Regions from separate parts of the Homo sapiens genome. Here region 1 is linked to region 2. Evidence: chromatin loops called from intact Hi-C (ENCODE). Cell type or tissue: PC-9. All regions are shown on one strand. Links, peaks and the distances in the headings refer to the core of each region. The heading gives the core; the rest is flanking DNA.

Region 1 (8,330 bases), core at 237-8,236, 61 kb after region 2:
CCATGAGCATGGACTGTTTTTCCATTTATTTGTGTCATCTCTGATTTCTTTGAGCAGTGCTTTATAATTCTCATTGTAGAGATCTTTCACCTCCCTGGTTAGCTGTATTCCTAGGCATTTTATTCTTTTTGTGGCAATTGTGAATGGGATTGCCTTTCTGCTTTGGCTCTCAGTTTGGCTGTTGTTGGTGTATCAGAATGTCAGTGAATTTTTGGACATTGAGTTTGTATACTGAAACTTGCTGAAGTTGTTTATCTGCTGAAGGAGTTGATAAACAGCTCTCTTTTGGGCCGAGACTGTGAGTTTTTTGAGATATAGGATCACGTTGTCTGCAAACAGAGATCATTTGACTTCCTCTCTTCCTGTTTGAATGCCCTTTATTTCTTTCTCTTGCTTGATTGCTCTTGCTAGAACTTCTAATACTATGTTGAATAGGAGTGGTGAGAGAAGGCTTGTGCTGGCTTCAAGAGGAATGCTTCCAGCTTTTGCCGATTCAGTACGATGTTGGCTGTGGGTTTGTCATAGATGGCTCTTATTATTTTGAGGTATGTTTCTTCAATACCTCGTACATTAAGAGTTTTTTAACATGAAAAGTGTTTAATTTTATTGAAAGCCTTTTCTGCATCTATTGAGATAGTCATGTGGTTTTTGTCTTTGGTTCTTTTTGTGTGATAAATCACATTTATTGATTTGTATATGTTGAAGCAATCTTGCATCCTGGGATGAAGCCTATTGATTGTGGTGGATTCATTTTTTGATGTGCTGCTGGATTCAATCTGCAAGTATTTTGTTGAGGATTTTTGCATGAATGTTCATTAAGAATATTGGCCCATAGTTTTATTTTTTTGTTGTGTCTCTGCCAGATTTTGGTATTAGGATGATGCTGGCCTCATAGAATGAGTTGGGGAGGAGTTCCTCCTCCTCAATTTTTTGGAATAGTTTCAGTAGGAATGGTGCCAGCTCTTCTTTGTACATCTGATAGACTTTAGCTGTGAATCCATCAGGTCCTGGGCTTTTTTTGGTTGGTAGCCTATTTATTACTGATTCAATTATTGATCTTGTTATTGTTCTGTTCAGGGAATCAATTTCCTGGTTCAGTCTTGGGAGATGTAGGTGTCTAGGAATTTATCTTTCTTTTGTAGGTTTTCTACTTTGTGTGCACAGAGGTGTTTGTAGTAGTTTCTGATGATTATTTTTATTTCTGTGGGGTCAGTGGTAACATTCCCTTTATTTCTAATTGTATTGATTCTCTTTTCTTTATTAGTCTAGCTAGCAACCTATCTATCTTGTTAATTTTTTCAAAAAACAAACTCCTGGATTTGTTTATCTTCTGAATGGTTTTTTTGTGTCTCAATTTCCTTCTGTTTAGCTCTGATTTTGGTTATTTCTTTTCGTCTGCTAACTTTGGGGTTGATTTGCTCTTGCTTCTCTAATTCTTTCTGTTGTGATGTTACACTGTTAATTTGAGTTGTTTCTAACTTTTTGACATGCGCTTTTAGTGCTATGACTTTCCCTCTTAACACTGCCTTAGTTGTGTCCCAGAGATTCTGGTATGTTGTATCTTTGTTCCCATTAGTTTCAAAGAACTTCTTGATTTCTGCCTTAATTTAATTAACTACCCAAAAGTCATTCAGGAGCACGTTATTTTAATTTCCATGTAATTGCATGATTTTGAATTATTTTCTTAGTCTTGACTTCTATTTTTATTGTGCTGTGGTCCAAAAGTGTGTTTGGTATGATTTCATTTCTTTAATATTTGCTGAGGATAGTTTTATGTCCAATTATGTGGTCAAATTTAGAGTATTTGCCATGTGGCATTGAGAAGAATGTATATTCTGCTGTTTTGGGGTGGAGAGTTCTGTAGAGGTCTATCAGATACAGCTGGTTCAATGTTGAATTCAGGTCCTTGAATGTCTTTGTTAATTTTCTGACTTGATTATCTGTCTAATGCTGTCAGTAAAGTGTTGAATTCTCCCATTATTATTGTGTGGAAGTCTATGTCTTTTTGTAGGTCTCTAAGAACTTGCTTTATGAATCTGGGTATGGCTGTGTTGAGTGCATGTATATTTAGGATAGATAGGTCTTCTTGCTGAAATGAATCCTTTACCATTATGTAATACCCTTCTTTGTCTTTTTCGATCTTTGTTGGCTTAAAGTCTGTTTTGTCTGAAATTAGGATTGCAAACCCTGCCTTTTTCTGTTTTCTGTTTGCTTGGTATATTTTCCTCCATCCCTTTATTTTGAGCCTATAGGTGTCATTACATGTAAGACAGGTCTCTTGAAAACAGTGTACCATTGGGTCTTGCTTCTTTATCCAGCTTGCCATTCTGTGCCTTTTAAGTGGGACATTTAGCCTGTTTAAATTCAAGGTGAGTATTGATATCTGTGGCTCTGGTTCTGTCATTGTATTGTTAGCTGGTTATTAGGCTGGCTTGTTTGTGTGGTTACTTTCTAGTGTCATTGGTCTGTGTGTTTTGTTTTGTTTTGTTTTGTTGAGGCAGAGTTTCGCTCTTGTTGCCCTGGCTGGAGTGCAATGGCGCGATCTCGGCTCACTGCAACCTCCGCCTCCTGGGTTCAAGGATTCTCCTGCCTCAGCCTCCTGAGTAGCTGGGACTACAGGCATGCACCACCACGCCTGGTTAATTTTGTATTTTCAGTAGAGGCAGGTTTTCTCCATGTTGGTCGGGCTGGTCTCGAACTCCCGACCTCAGGTGATTTGCCTGCCTCAGCCTCCCAAAGTGCTGGGATTACAGGGATGGACCACTGTGCCTGGCCTTGGTCTGTATGTTTAAGTGTGATGTTTTATTAGTTTGTAGTGGTCTTTCTTTTCTATATTTACTGCTCCTTTCAAGATCTCTTGTGAGGCAGGCCTGGTGATAATGAACTCCCTCAACATCTGCTTATCTAAAAAGTAGCTTATTTCTCTTTCCCTTAGGAAGTTTAGTTTGGCTGAATATGAAATTCTTGGTTGAAGATTTTTTTTTTGAGACAGAGTTTTGCTTTTGTTGCCTGGGCTGGTGTGCAATGGACACGATCTCAGCTCACTGCAACCTCCACCTCCCGGGTTTAAGTGATTCTCCTGCCTCAGCCTCCCGAGTAGCTGAGATTACAGGCATGTGCCACCAGGCCGAGCTAATTTTTGTATCTTTAGTAGAGATGGGGGTTTCACCATGTTGGCCAGGCTAGTCTCAAACTCCTGACCTCAGGTGATCCATCCACCTCGGCCTCCCAAAGTGCTGGGATTACAGGTGTGAGCCAGCGTGTCTGGCCCAAGATTTTTTTGTTTAAGAAGTTGAATATAGGCCCCATTTTCTACTGGCTTGAAGGGTTTCAGCTGAGAGGTTCACTGTTAGCGTGATGGGGTTCCCTTTATAGATGACCTGTTCTTTTACTTTAGCTGCCTTTAATATTCTTTTTTTCATTTTGACCTTGGAAAAATCTGGCAATTATATGTCTTGGGGATGGTCTTCTTGGGTGGAATCTTGCAGGAGTTCTCTGAATTTCCTGAATTTGACTGTCGGCCTCTCTAGCAATGTTAGAGAAGTTTTCTTGGCCAACAACCTGAAATATGTTTTCCAAGTTGTTTGCTTTCTCCCCCTCCCCTATGAATCATGCCAGTGATTCATAGATTTGACCTCTTTGCATAACTCCATACTTCTAGGAGGTTTTGTTCATTCCTTTTTATTCCTTTTTTTTTTTTTTGTCTGATTGTCTTCTTTCAGAGAGCCAGTCTTCAAGTTCTGAGAGCCTGCTGTTGATTTATTCTGCTGTTAATAGTTGTGATTGCATTGTGAAATTCTTGTATTGTGTTATTGAACTCTGTCTGGTCTGTTAGGTTCTTTTTTTTTTTTGAGACGGAGTCGCCCAGGCTGGAGTGCAGCGGCACAATCTCGGCTCACTGCAAGCTCCGCCTCCCGGGTTCACGCCATTCTCGTGCCTCAGCCTCCCGAGTAGCTGCAACTACAGGTGCCCGCCACCGCGCCTGGCTAATTTTTTTGTATTTTTAGTAGAGATGGGGTTTCACCATGTTAGCCAGGATGGTCTCGATCTCCTGACCTCGCAATCCACCTGCGTCGGCCTCCCAAAGTGCTGGGATTACAGGCATGAGCCACCGCACCCAGCCTAGGTTCTTTTTTATACCAGCTATTTTGTCCTTCAGCTCCTGTATTGTTTTATTTTGGTTCTTTGTTTCATTGAATTGGGTTTTTGCATCCTCCTGCATCTCAATGACTTTGTTCCTATCCATATTCTGAATTTTATTTCTGTTATTCTTGCCAGTTCAACCTGGTTAAGAACTCTTGTTGGAGAACTGGTACAGTTGTTTGAAGGACATGTGACACCGAGTACTTGCATTGGTTCTTTCTCATCTCATCATGTGGATTTTCCTTTAACTGCAGTGTAGATTGAGTACAGTCAGTAGACTTCTTTTCTGGATGTTTTCACTGGGCCATAGCTTTGTGCAGGGTCTTTACTTGAAGCTGGCTTTTTGTCTCTGGTTTCAGAGGAGGGTATGTTAGTGAGGTGTTTTTTGTGTTGAAAGCTTTGAGGTGTAATCCAGCAGGTGGCACTTAAGACTTATTGGTCAGTTGGTAGACTCTTGCTAAGTTGTATGGCCCCTAAGTTTCCTCACAGTTGCAGCCATGTTCCCTCTCAGTGTTCTGAAAGTGGCTCTGAAACTGTGGGTTCTTCTCCCCCTTGAGTGCTGGCTGCAGATTATGGCTTGACACTGCTGGACTGCCCACTGCAGCTCTGGGATTATCTCCTTCCCCAACTTGGAGGTAGGAGACGAAGCGACCTTAGTAATGGTTGTGGTCAAGGGTCTTTTGCTTGTCTACTGGGGGCTCCACCCCAGAGTGATGCAGGTCAGCAATCGCTCAATGCAATCACTCCAGGATGGAGAGTCTATGCTGTGGGACAGGGGTTCCCTGTCTAGTGATGAGCAGATCGGTGGGGGAGGGGTTCCTGTGGGACACCGATTGACCTCCTCTCCTTGGGTTAACTGCAGCTTGCTGGAGGTGTGGATAAGGCACTTAGAGTCTTTGCTCCTATGTTAGTCTGAGGGTAGTAAGGGCAGTTCCATTGCACAGGTGGTGGCAGAGAGCTTTCAGTTGCCCCTGAGGGTTCTGTCCAGGGAGTTGCAGAGCTTCCATTGACTCGATAGCTCTGGTGGCAGGGTGGCTGGAGACCCAGGCCTGGAGGACCTTCCCAGTAAGGAAGTATGGGAACGGACACCCATATAAGTATGGCAACTTTTCCGTAGGGCTGCTGCAGTATGCTGAGGGCCTGCTCCATTCCCTAGTCACCTTGGATTTTCTAGAACCTGAAGGTATCAACAGTGAAGGCTATAAAACAGCAAAGACAGCAGCCTTTCTCTCCCTCTGGGAACTCTGTGCCAGAGAGGTACGAATCTGTTGCTGGCCTGAACATACCTGTAGGAGGTGGCTGGTGACCCCATCTGGGAGGTCCCATCCAGTGAGGAGAAACAGGTTCAGGGACCCACTTAAAAAATTGTTGAGCCACGTTTATGTAAAGCCGTTGTGCTATGCTGGGGGACCGCTTCCGTCCTGGGTTGGCTTGGACTCTCCAAAGGCTAGAATGGCTAAGTTGCCCAGCAGCAAAGATGGTGGCCCGGTCCCTCTCTGGGAGCTCTATCCCAGGGAGGTTTCAAATCTCTGTCAGCCGAAGAACACTGGCGAGAGTGGCTGGAGACCCTGGTTGTGAGGTCCTGCCCAGTGAGGAGGAATGGGAACAGGAACCTGCTTTAAAAAGCAGTCTGGCCACATTTTCGTAGAGCAGCTGTGCTGTGCTGGGGGACTACTTCCATCCCCGGTCAGCCTGGACTCGCCAAAGCCAGGACTGGAACAGCTAAGTAGCCCAAGCAGCAAAGATGGTGACCTGTCCCTTCCCCTGTAAGTTCTGTCCCAGGGAAGTGCAGCACTGCTATTGGTGGCTGGCTGGAATTCCAAGCCAGTGGGTCTTATCCTGTGAGGTGTCATGGAAGTGGAACCTGCAGAATGTCACTGCTCGGCCCCCTGGATTCAGCCCCTTTCCTAGGGGGGTCTAACCTCCCACTTTGCTGGAATTGCAGCTACTTTTGTCAGGAAGCCCAGAAAGCCCAGGTATCTAAGGCTCCTGGGTCTCTGCATGTACCTGAGCAGCTGCTCTGCCAAGGCTCCATGTAGCTCTGTGTGTCAGACTGAAGGCCCTGGTGGAGTGGGTTCACGAGGGGATCTCCTGACACAAGGATTACAAAGATCTTTGGGAACAGGGTGGGTTCCCAGGGTCACATATGCTCTCACCACTTCCCTGGGCAGGGGGAGGCTCCCCTGGCTCTGTGGCACTCCTGAGTGAGCTACTGTCCTGCCCTGCTATTCTCCATTCTCCATGGGTCAAGTTGTTTCCTTGATTAGTCCCAATGCATGTACCTGGATGTTTCAATGAAGGTACTGTATTTACTCACCCCTTTGATTCCTCTCTGTGAGAGCTACGCACACTACCTGCTTCTAGTCGACCACCTTGGCCACCTCCTGCCCCCAGCAGTCCCGTTTCCCTTTTTTTTTTTTTTAAAGATGGAGTCTCAGGCCGGGCGCGGTGGCTCACACCTGTAATCCCAGCACTTTGGGAGGCCGAGGCGGGCGGATCACAAGGTCAGGAGATCGAGACCATCCTGGCTAACACTGTGAAACCCCGTCTCTACTAAAAATACAAAAAATTTGCTGGGCGTGGTAGTGGGCGCCTGTAGTCCCAGCTACGGGGAGACTGAGGCAGGAGAATGGCATGAACCCGGGAGGCGGAGCTTGCAGTGAGCTGAGATCGTACCACTGCACTCCAGCCTGGGCGACAGAGCGAGACTCCGTCTCAAAAAAAAAAAAAGAAAAAACAACAACAACAAAGATGGAGTCTCACTCTGTCGCCCAGGCTGGAGTGCAATGGTGTCGTCTCAGCTCACTGCAACCTCTGCCTGCCAGATTCAAGCAATTCTGGTGCCTCAGCCTTCCAAGTAGCTGAGATTACAGGCATGAGCCACCACACTGGGCTAATTTTTTGTATTTAGTAGAGACGGGGTTTCACCATCTTGGTCAGGCTGGTCTCGAGCCCCTGACCTCAGGTGATCCTCCCGCCTTGGCCTCCCAAAGCACTGAGGTTACAGGCGTGAGCTACTGCGCCTAGACTCTGTTTTCTTATCCTTTTATTAGTCCCGTTGTGTTACTGTGTGCAATACTCGCTGCACATTTTAGCGGACTTTAAATGTGCTGCAACCGTTGAGTTGGATCTGCTATACTCTAAAGAGGAGAGACTCCTCTATTAGGTTGGAATCAGTATTTCCACGGTTTCATTAGTGAGGATTCAGACACCCAGATCCTTTCTCAAAAAGGGAGTTGTACTCACAAATGCCTGTTTTATAGAGATCCACACCCATATTCTAGGAATGCCCTTTTTCCTTGTGCATACAGCTGAGTAATGGGTCTTCTCAACTTTTTTTCTGAGGAATGAAAGAGGAAGGTGTTTGTATTTGTTCTCTATTGCTACATAAAAATTACCACAAATTTCGTGACTTAAAACGACACCCATTTTTCAGTTTGCGGTTTTGTAAGTCGAAAGTTCAATGCTTTCACAATCAAACAGGAGACAACAGTGGGTCTAGCTGCCCAGGAGGAGTGATCTGGGAAACTAGGTCATTTTACACCAGAGCCATGACCTTGGCTAGCCAACTCTTTAGTGCTACAGCCACTTCAGTCAAGGAAAAGAAAAGGACAGGATTCAGAGTACTTTTGAAGAGCGTGAGAAAGCAGCTGAATTGGGGTTTTGCTAGGTTTACAGACTTTCCTGAGTGTTTCTGAAACCTGACTTCAGATCAAAATTTCATTTCCTATGACAGGATAGTTGGGACTGTGTTGGATTCATCAGCACACTGAAATTTGTCTAAGTCTCCAAAAAAAAAAACAAAAAACAAAAAAAACAAAACTCTCCTGACTCTTTAACTTTTCTTCTGTTGTCTGGACTCCCTTGAGGCTGCTCTTAAACTATTCTCTTTTCCAAGGTACCCTGAAAGAAAACGAATCTCTCAGGGCTTCAAAATGCAAAAGCAGCCAAAATCCTCCCTTTGCTTCCCATTTTTTTCTTTTTACTTTGAGACAGGAGTCTCATTCTGTCACCGAGCCTGGAGTGCAGTGGTGCGATCTTGGCCCACTGCACCTCTACCTCCCGGGTTCAAGTGATTCTCCTGCCTCAGCCTCCCGAGTAGCTGGGACTACAGGTGCATGCCACCATGCACAGCTAATTTTTGTATTTTTAGTAGAGACAGGGTTCACCATGTTGGCCAGGCTGGT
Region 2 (8,330 bases), core at 26-8,025:
GTAGTCCCAGCTACTCAGGAGGCTGAGGCAGGAGAATTGCTTGAACTCGGGAGGCAGAGGTTTCAGTGAGCCAAGATAACGCCACTGCACTCCAGCCTGGGCAACAGAGCAAGACTCCAACTCAAAAAAAAAAAAAAAGGTCATGTGATATTGAGTATAAGATAGATAGAGAGGCCACCGTGCCCGGCCCAGTGTCTTTAATAGAGCAAAAAAGAGACCTATACACATAATGGTCAATTGATTTTTGACAAAGGTGCAAAGGCAACTAAATAAAAAAGTGATAGACTTTTTGACAAATGGTGCTGGAACAATTGGACATAAATATGCAAAAACATGAATCTCGACCTACAACTCACACCTTATACAAAATTTTTAAAAATGCATTACAGATCTAAATGTAAAAGGTAGAATTAGAAAACTTTTAGAGGAAAATATAGGAGAAAATTTTAATAATCTTGGATTAGGCAAGGAGTTTTTAGTAGGACAACAAAAGCACACTGTGAATAAGTTAGACTTAACATTTTTTGCTCTATTAAAGACACTGGGCCAGACACGGTGGCTCACGCCTGTAATCCCAGCACTTTGGGAGGCTGACACAGGTGGATCACTTAAGATCAGGAGTGTGAGACCAGCCTGCCCAACATGGTGAAATCCTGTCTCTACTAAAAATACAAAAATTAGCTGGATATGGTGGCACATGCCTGTAGTCCCAGCTACTTGGGAGGCTGAGGCAGGAGAATTGCTTGAACCTGAGAGGCAGAGGTTGCAGTAAGCCGAGATCACACCACTGCACTCTAGCCTGGGTGACAGAGCGAGACTCCATCTCAAAAAAAAAAAGACATTCTAGAGAACACAAAAATATAGAGGTATAGAATAGATCAGTAGTTGCCAGGGGTTAAGGATTGACAGAAGGTTTGACTACAAAGAGGTTACATAAGGGAATTTCAGGGAATGAGATCACCATTTATATTCTGGTTGTGTAAGTAGTTACACAACTCTATGTATGTGTCAAAATCACAAAATTATACAATAAAAGAGTAAATTTTACTGTGTTGAAATTTAAAAATAGGACAGGCGCGGTGGCTCATGCCTGTAATCCTAGCACTTTGGGAGGCCAAGGCGGGTGGATCACCTGAGGTCAAGAATTTAAGACCAGCCTGGACAACATGGAGAAACCCCATCTCTACTAAAAATGCAAAAATTAGCCAGGCGTGGTGGCAGGGGCCCATAATCCCACCTCTTGGGAGGCTGAGGCAGGAGAATCGTTTGGACCCAAGGGGCAGAGGTTGCAGTGAGCTGAGATCACGCCACTTCACTCCAGCCTGGGTGAAAGAGCGAAACTCCATCTCAAAGAAAGAAAGAAAGAAAGAAAAAATTAAAAATAAATAACATATAAAACTCAGCCATAAAAAAATCTAGTCAGGCCCGGCGCGGTGGCTCACACCTGTAATCCCAGCACTTTGGGAGGCTGAGGTGGGTGGATCACAAGGTCAGGAGTTCAAGACCAGCCTGGCCAACATGGTGAAACTCTGTCTCTACTAAAAATACAAAAATTAGCTGGGCATGGTGGTGCATGCCTGTAATCCTAGCTACTCCAGAGGTTGAGGCAAGGGAATAGATTGAACCAAGACCTGGGAGGTAGAGGTTGCAGTGAGCCAAGAACGCACACTGCACTCCAGCCTGGGCTACAGAGCGAGACTCCATCTCAAAAAAAAAAAAAAAAAAAAAAAAAATCTAGTCAACATTCCTCCAGACCCACCCTGGAGTGGACACCAAGTATCATCCTCATAGCAAACAATTTTTTTTAAATGTTCAACCTCCTCATTAATTTAAAAATGATAATTTAATCAAAGCAATACCATTTGCCTCCCCATTATATAGATTGCAAAACTTGTAATAATACCCAGTATTGGCAAAGGTATGATAAAGTGGGTACAATCAAATGCAACGAGTTGGCATGTGAATTGGTACAGCCGTTTTGGAAGGCAATATGGCAACATGTATCAAAAAGCCTTAAGTGTTCTTACTTCTTGGAAAAATAAAGCCACTTCTAGGACTCAGTCGTCATGAAATAATCAGAGATTCTGATGAGGAACATTATCTTTTCTGCATTGAAATACTGTCTCCCTCATTACAGGGATAGACGTGCAGCGGGTCCCAAATAAATGCTGCTAACTTTCTGGATGGCAACTAACTTCTATACAACATCTTGCTTCCAGCCAGGAGTCTGGTTGGAAGAGAAGCCTTCTACCTCCTGGGCCTCTTTGGTCAGGATGCTGCCTTCTGTGTATCTTTCATTGTGAATGACTAAAGTGACAATTATATGCCCAATGATTTCATAAGCAATACCTCTTACCATGCCCACAGAGAGAGTAGGGGTTCTTTTTCCAGACTGAGTACCTCGTAAAAAAACAAACCCAGGAGACCAGATGAGATAGAATCAAAGAGGCAAGAAAGTCAGTTCAGTAGATGCTGAGAACTGCTGGGAAATCCAGGGAATTCAGGCTGCAAGGCTGTCCAGGCTGAGCCCAGGCTACACTGACAGACTCAGACAAAAGCTGATTTCTAAGGAGACCTGTGAATTCAGGAAGATAGCTCAGCTTGGCTCAACATTCAAGAGAGAAGAGAAACATCCTGCTCAGCAGCCAGAGAAAAAAGGGCTTAGCTGAGAAATGCCAGGCACTAGCTTTTGAATCATTGGGAAAACATGGTCACTTTAAGATGAAGAAAGACCCTGACACAGGACTGAGGGTCTAGGCCTTGTCCTCAAGCCCCACCTGCAATCCCCATCTGCTCATAACAGCTATTCTCTTTGTCCTCAGCTATGTTTTGTTTTTTTTTTCTTTTTTTTTTTTTGAGACGGAGTCTCGCTCTGTCACCCAGGCTGGAGTGCGCTGGCACGATCTCGGCTCACTGCAAGCTCCCGCCTCCTGGGTTCACGCCATTCTCCTGCCTCAGCCTCCCGAGTAGCTGGGACTACAGGCGCCCGCCACCACGCCCGCTAATTTTTTGTATTTTTAGTAGAGACGGGGTTTCACCGTGTTAGCCAGGACGCTCTCGATCTCCTGACCTCGTGATCCGCCTGCCTCGGCCTCCCAAAGTGCTGGGATTACAGGCGTGAGCCACCGCGCCCAGCCGGTTCTCAGCTAATATTTTATTAATTCCTTTGCCCTATGCTGTTATATGGACACTGTAAATCCTCGTCCCAATCCTGGCTGTTTAGACAACCGCCTCTGCTCTGGCTATGGTGCTCCAGAGACCTCAGTCCTGATGTCTGGGCTCTCTCCTCTGTCCGCAGGCTCTCAGGCCCCACTCTATCCAGCATCTACTTCCCCTGCACATGCACACACACACCTCTCACTCCCTTAGTGGTTATAATAGGCACTGTGAGGGCTTAGTCCATGAGACTAAGTGATTAAGGAAGCAAGGAATCTTTTCATATTATTATCTCAAGTTGGAGAACTTTTTTTTTTTTTTGAGATGGAGTCTCACTCTGTCACCAGGCTGGAATGCAGTGGCGCAATCTCGGCTCACTGCAAGCTCCGCTTCCCGAGTTCATGCAATTCTCCTGCCTCAGCCTCCCAAGTAGCTGGGAATACAGGCATGTGCCACCATGCCCAGCTAATTTTTGTATTTTTAGTAGAGACGGGGTTTCACCATGTTGGCCAGGATGGTCTCGATCTCATAACCTCGTGATCCACCCACCTCGGCCTCCCAAAGTATTGGAGATTACAGGCGTGAGCCACTGCACCTGGCAAAATGGAGAACATTTAATTCAGTACGCTGACTCTAACAAGTGACCATTTCTAACACTGAGTGAGCACTCACTGTCTTCTAGGCGCTGTGCCAAGTACTCTACATGCATTATGAATTATTACAATTTAATCCACACAGCAACTCTGTGAGGTGGGAACTGGTACCATCATGATTAACATACTCATTTTGCACATAAGGAATGGTGGGCTCAGAAAGGTTAACCAATGTTCCCCGGACAATGGGGTTAATAAACAAACCAAAGCCATAACTTTGAACTCTTTCATTTAGCAAGTGTTAACAGAGTTCCCCCTATGTGTCAGACACTACTCCGCTAGGCACAGGCACTAGGCTATATTGGTAGACAAGACAGACTTAGCCACCACCTTCAGGAAACCCAGTATCTAGCAGATTAGGTAAACCTCAGGCCTCTACAGCTGCCCTAATTGGCCTCAGAGCCAGGATTCCAACTCATGTTTTCTACAACAAAGCTCAAACAATAACCACAACACTTCCTGCCTCTCTCTTACCGGAAATAGTGTCTCTGTGAGAAACTTGAAGTCTTGGAAGTTCTCAGGCTGAAGTCAAGCTGCATACCTGTATGACCTGACGTTGATGTTGAATTAAGTGCTGTGAATCAGGCTACTGGACACACGGAACCTTTTTTAATACTTTGCTCAAATGTCACTTTCTCAAAATGCTTTTCTAACTACTTGCCTCTTATCAGCATGGCTAACCCATCTTTCCCTGCTCGCTTTTTCATCATGCGTATAATCTTCTTTTATAATGTATTATTTATTTTATTATTATGCCTATTGCTTAGCATGTGCTTACTTGCACTTTTTTTTTTTTTTCTTGAGACAGAGTCTCGCTCTGTCGCCCAGGCTGGAGTGCAGTGGTGTGATCTTGGCTCTCTGCAACCTCTGCTGCCTGGGTTCCTCAGCCTCCCGAGTAGCTGGGATTACAGGCCTGCACTACCAGGCCCAGCTAATATTTGGATTTTTAGTAAGAACGGGGTTTCACCATGTTGGCCAGGCTAGTCTCGAACTCCTGACCTCAAGTGATCTGCCGGCCTCAGCCTCCCAAGGTGCTGGGATTATAGATGTGAACCACCATGCCCAGCCCTTTGCACTTTAATATAAAGTTCCCCCAAGGGCAGGGAATCCCTATCTGTTTTGTTCACTGATGTATCCCAGGGCCTAGACAGAGTCTGGCACACAAAAAGTACTCAGTAATTAATTTTTGTGTGAAACAATAAAGGTGAAGAGCATGTACGGGGTTAGCAGACAGATGGTGCTAATTAGGAATAAAGGATAGGGAAGGAAAACTGAGCTGGGAACTGAGGATAGAAGGGAACGGGGCAGTCAAGAGAGGTGTGCTGCAAGAACTGGAAGGGAGGGACCACACAAGCCCCAGCCTGAAAAACAGAAGACCCTGCAGGCGGTGGAGTGTTTATTCTTCTCTGTGCTCAGAAGCATGTCAGACATGTGAGAGCCAGGAAGCCAGGGTTGATCAGGAACTGTATGGCCTCCTGCACTCTGCAAGAATCCCAGGGAGTCAGGGGGTCAAACGAACAGTCAGGGATTGGGGATCAAAGCAGGCAAAGCTGAAATCCAGGAAGTCTGAGAGAGTAAGATAATGCTACCCATCCACCAAAACACAGAGAAGAGCCTAATCCTGGGGCAGCAACAGTGGAAACTAAGGTTTCTGTCAAGTTTTCTCCCAGGAGGTGTGTAGTCCATAGGGCTGCAGGAGTGGGCAGGGAAGAGAGTATGGTTAGTGGTAAGCTACAGCTGGAGAGAGCTGATTGTGCATTATCTCCTCCCAGATTCATGTTTAGTGTCTTCACATCTGTAGCTTGAAATTGGCCATGGCAGAAGTATTTACACCATGGAAATTGGCAAATGCTATATAAGTCAGGGATTGTTCGCTTGCTTGTTGGGCAGCTGGTTGTTAAATACTTACCAGCACACTGCTGGCATAGTTTACTATAGAACTGAGGCTGCGGGAAGAACTCTGTTCTTGGCTGAAAAAAGAAGGCACTAGAATTGCAGGTAGGTACTTAGGCTAAGGTGTACCCCATGGAAAGACACCTATGCCCTTGGGTAACTGCAGACAGAGCAAAGAGCCAAACTTAATAGATCCCTTCCCAGGGGTTCTTCTGTTCACTATAGAATTTACATGGGGATTCTTTCTCTTAAGTTTGGAAGCCAGAGACTCATTTGAATCCATTTATTCATTCGTTTGACAGGTACAAATAGAGGATCTGCCATGTTGCAGGTTAGTAGCTAGACCATAGAGAAGACAGACTTGTTCCTGCCCTCATGGAATGTGTTGCCTAGCACAGAAGTCTACAAATCATGGCCTAAGGGCCAAATGTAGCTCAGGACCTCTTTCAGTAAACAGTCCTCAAGTTAAGGATGGTTTTTACATTGTTAAAGGGTTGTGAGGAAGAACAAAAGGAAGGAGGAGGAAGATGAGGAGGAGGAGGAGAAAGAGGAGTGAGAGAGACCATGGGTGGTCTACAAAGCTTAAAATATTTCCTATCTAGGCCTTTACAAAAAAAGTTTGCCAACTCTTGGTGTAGCAAACTAGACAAACCTTACTCCTTTACAGCCACCCTAATTGGCCATTAAAAGAACAACGTTTGGCCAGGCACGGTGGCTCATGCCTGTAATCCCAGCACTTTGGGAAGCCGAGGCGGGTGAATCACCTGAGGTCAGGAGTTTGAGACCAGCCTGGCCAACACGGTGAAACCCTGTCTCCACTAAAAATACAAAAAAATTAGCCAGGCATGGTGGCAGGCACCTGTAATCCAGCTACTCAGGAGGCTGAGGCAGGAGAATCACTTGAACCTGGGAGGCAGAGGTTGCAGTGAGCCAAGATTGCACTCCAGCCTGGGTGACAAGAGCAAAACTCTATCTCAAAAAAAATAAAAAAAAAAGCAATGTTCGGGCCAGGACTTACCTGAGGAAAGGACCAGGAGTAGGTCAGGTGACACTAACACAAAGAATGAGGCAGCCGGGTGCGGTGGCTCACACCTGTAACCCCAGCACTTTGGGAGGCCGAGGCGGGCAGACCACTTAAGGTCAGGAGTTCAAGACCAGCCTGGCCAACATGGCAAAACTCCATCTCTACTAAAAATACAAAAATTAGCCGGGCGTGGTGGCAGGTGCCTGTAATCCCAGCTACTCAGGAGTCTCAGGCAGGAGAATTGCTTGAACCTGGGAGGTGGAGGTTGCAGTGAGCTGAGATCATACCACTGCACTTTAGCATGGGCAAAAAAAGAATGAGGCTGGACATCTCCTGGGTTATAACTGAGTAACCAACTAGAAATATGTGTTTGCAAGTATTTGACTGTGTGGACCACAGCATGAGACTGAGGTCTAAAAGTTGAGTTCCAGGAGAGGGAAGGTCAGGGGTTAGTCCAGGAACACAGGAGGGAACAAAGTCAGAGGACCCTTACTGGAGTCAGTAATGAAGGTAGAGAACAATAGCAACAGCAAACACTTCTAGAATGCCTGCTGCGTACCACGTGCTGTTACAAGCACATTACTCATATTAACACATCTAATTCTCCTAATAGCCCTATGAAGTTGGTCCTGTTATTATTCCTGTTTGACAGATGAGGAAACTGAGGCACAGGTAACAAAGTCTTTTGCCACCAGTGACACAGCTACTAAGTAGTAGAGCCAGGATTTGAGACCAGGTAGTATGATTTCAGGATCCATATTCTTAACCACTACACTCCACTGCAATACACTACAGACAGACTGGTGAGGGAAGGTAGGAAAGCAGGTCTTTTTATTTCTAGTTAAGTCTTTTGCTGGGCCCTGTGTCTGTGATTTGTTCCGGAGTAGAGAAGGGACTCTGTGCTTTCTCAAAAGAAGCAATTTCAAAACATGAGACTCTAAGGAGCAGGTCTGATAAACTGCACTTGAACCCAGAGGATGACCAGAGAAAAGCAGGGTACCAACCACAGTCAGGCCACCATGCATATTTCCCCAATCCTGTGACAAACAGGACTGAGCCTGCTCTGTGCCAGGCTCTGTCCTGGATGCTGCAGGGACAGAGATGAGACAGACTCAGCCTCGAGGGGCGGCAGCCATGAGTAAACAGGCTATGCTTAGTAGAGTCTGGATTAAGACCCACACAGCACCCATGGGGGCTCCGTGGAGAAAGCAGCTCCAATCCCAAGGGAGCTGCACCTATAAGCTCGAAGCCAGGTGCCAGGGAGGGATGTGGAGCATGGCCTGATCAGCATCACTTGGATGAAATTCCCTTCAGAATAGGTGACAAAAAGAAAGGGCTCCATAGACAAGTCAAGGGACCACTGGAGAGCCCAATAAACATCAATATGCAGAAGAGAGAAGCAACAGTATAAATCCCAAAGTAAATGCTAAGTCTAAAGCCAGATAAAAGGCCAAGCAGGTGTTAGCAATGGCATGGCGGGCATCTGGGAAGGCCAGATCAGTAGCAGAGGCCAGAGCCAAGCAAGCAGAAATGGAACAGAGTGACCCAGACATGTTTGTCTGGGTCTTTATGCTACACCGCCTTCCCTACCTCACAGCTTTATT

Evidence for each region. Peaks named below come from ENCODE experiments on the same cell type or tissue, not always from the same donor. Only the 100,000 strongest peaks of a DNase experiment are listed, where the experiment ranks them.
Region 1: it touches region 2 in a loop (4-fold over the local background); 2 of 110 quality-filtered maps call a loop at or near these places.

Annotation. Positions count from the first base shown.
Region 1 is chr9:105,184,354-105,192,683 of GRCh38, forward strand. No RefSeq gene overlaps it. Among named protein-coding and RNA genes, the nearest start is that of SLC44A1, 56 kb to the right of the region's middle. In PC-9, for the core only: a CTCF peak has its summit at 4,429; DNase peaks (open chromatin) are centred at 3,618 and 7,528; H3K27ac peaks cover 2,437 bases.
Region 2 is chr9:105,123,841-105,132,170 of GRCh38, forward strand. All of the region lies in intron 2 of LOC105376197 (a long non-coding RNA gene), which reads left to right. Among named protein-coding and RNA genes, the nearest start is that of SLC44A1, 120 kb to the right of the region's middle. In PC-9, for the core only: no CTCF peak of the experiment used is centred there; DNase peaks (open chromatin) are centred at 3,449 and 4,201; H3K27ac peaks cover 2,068 bases.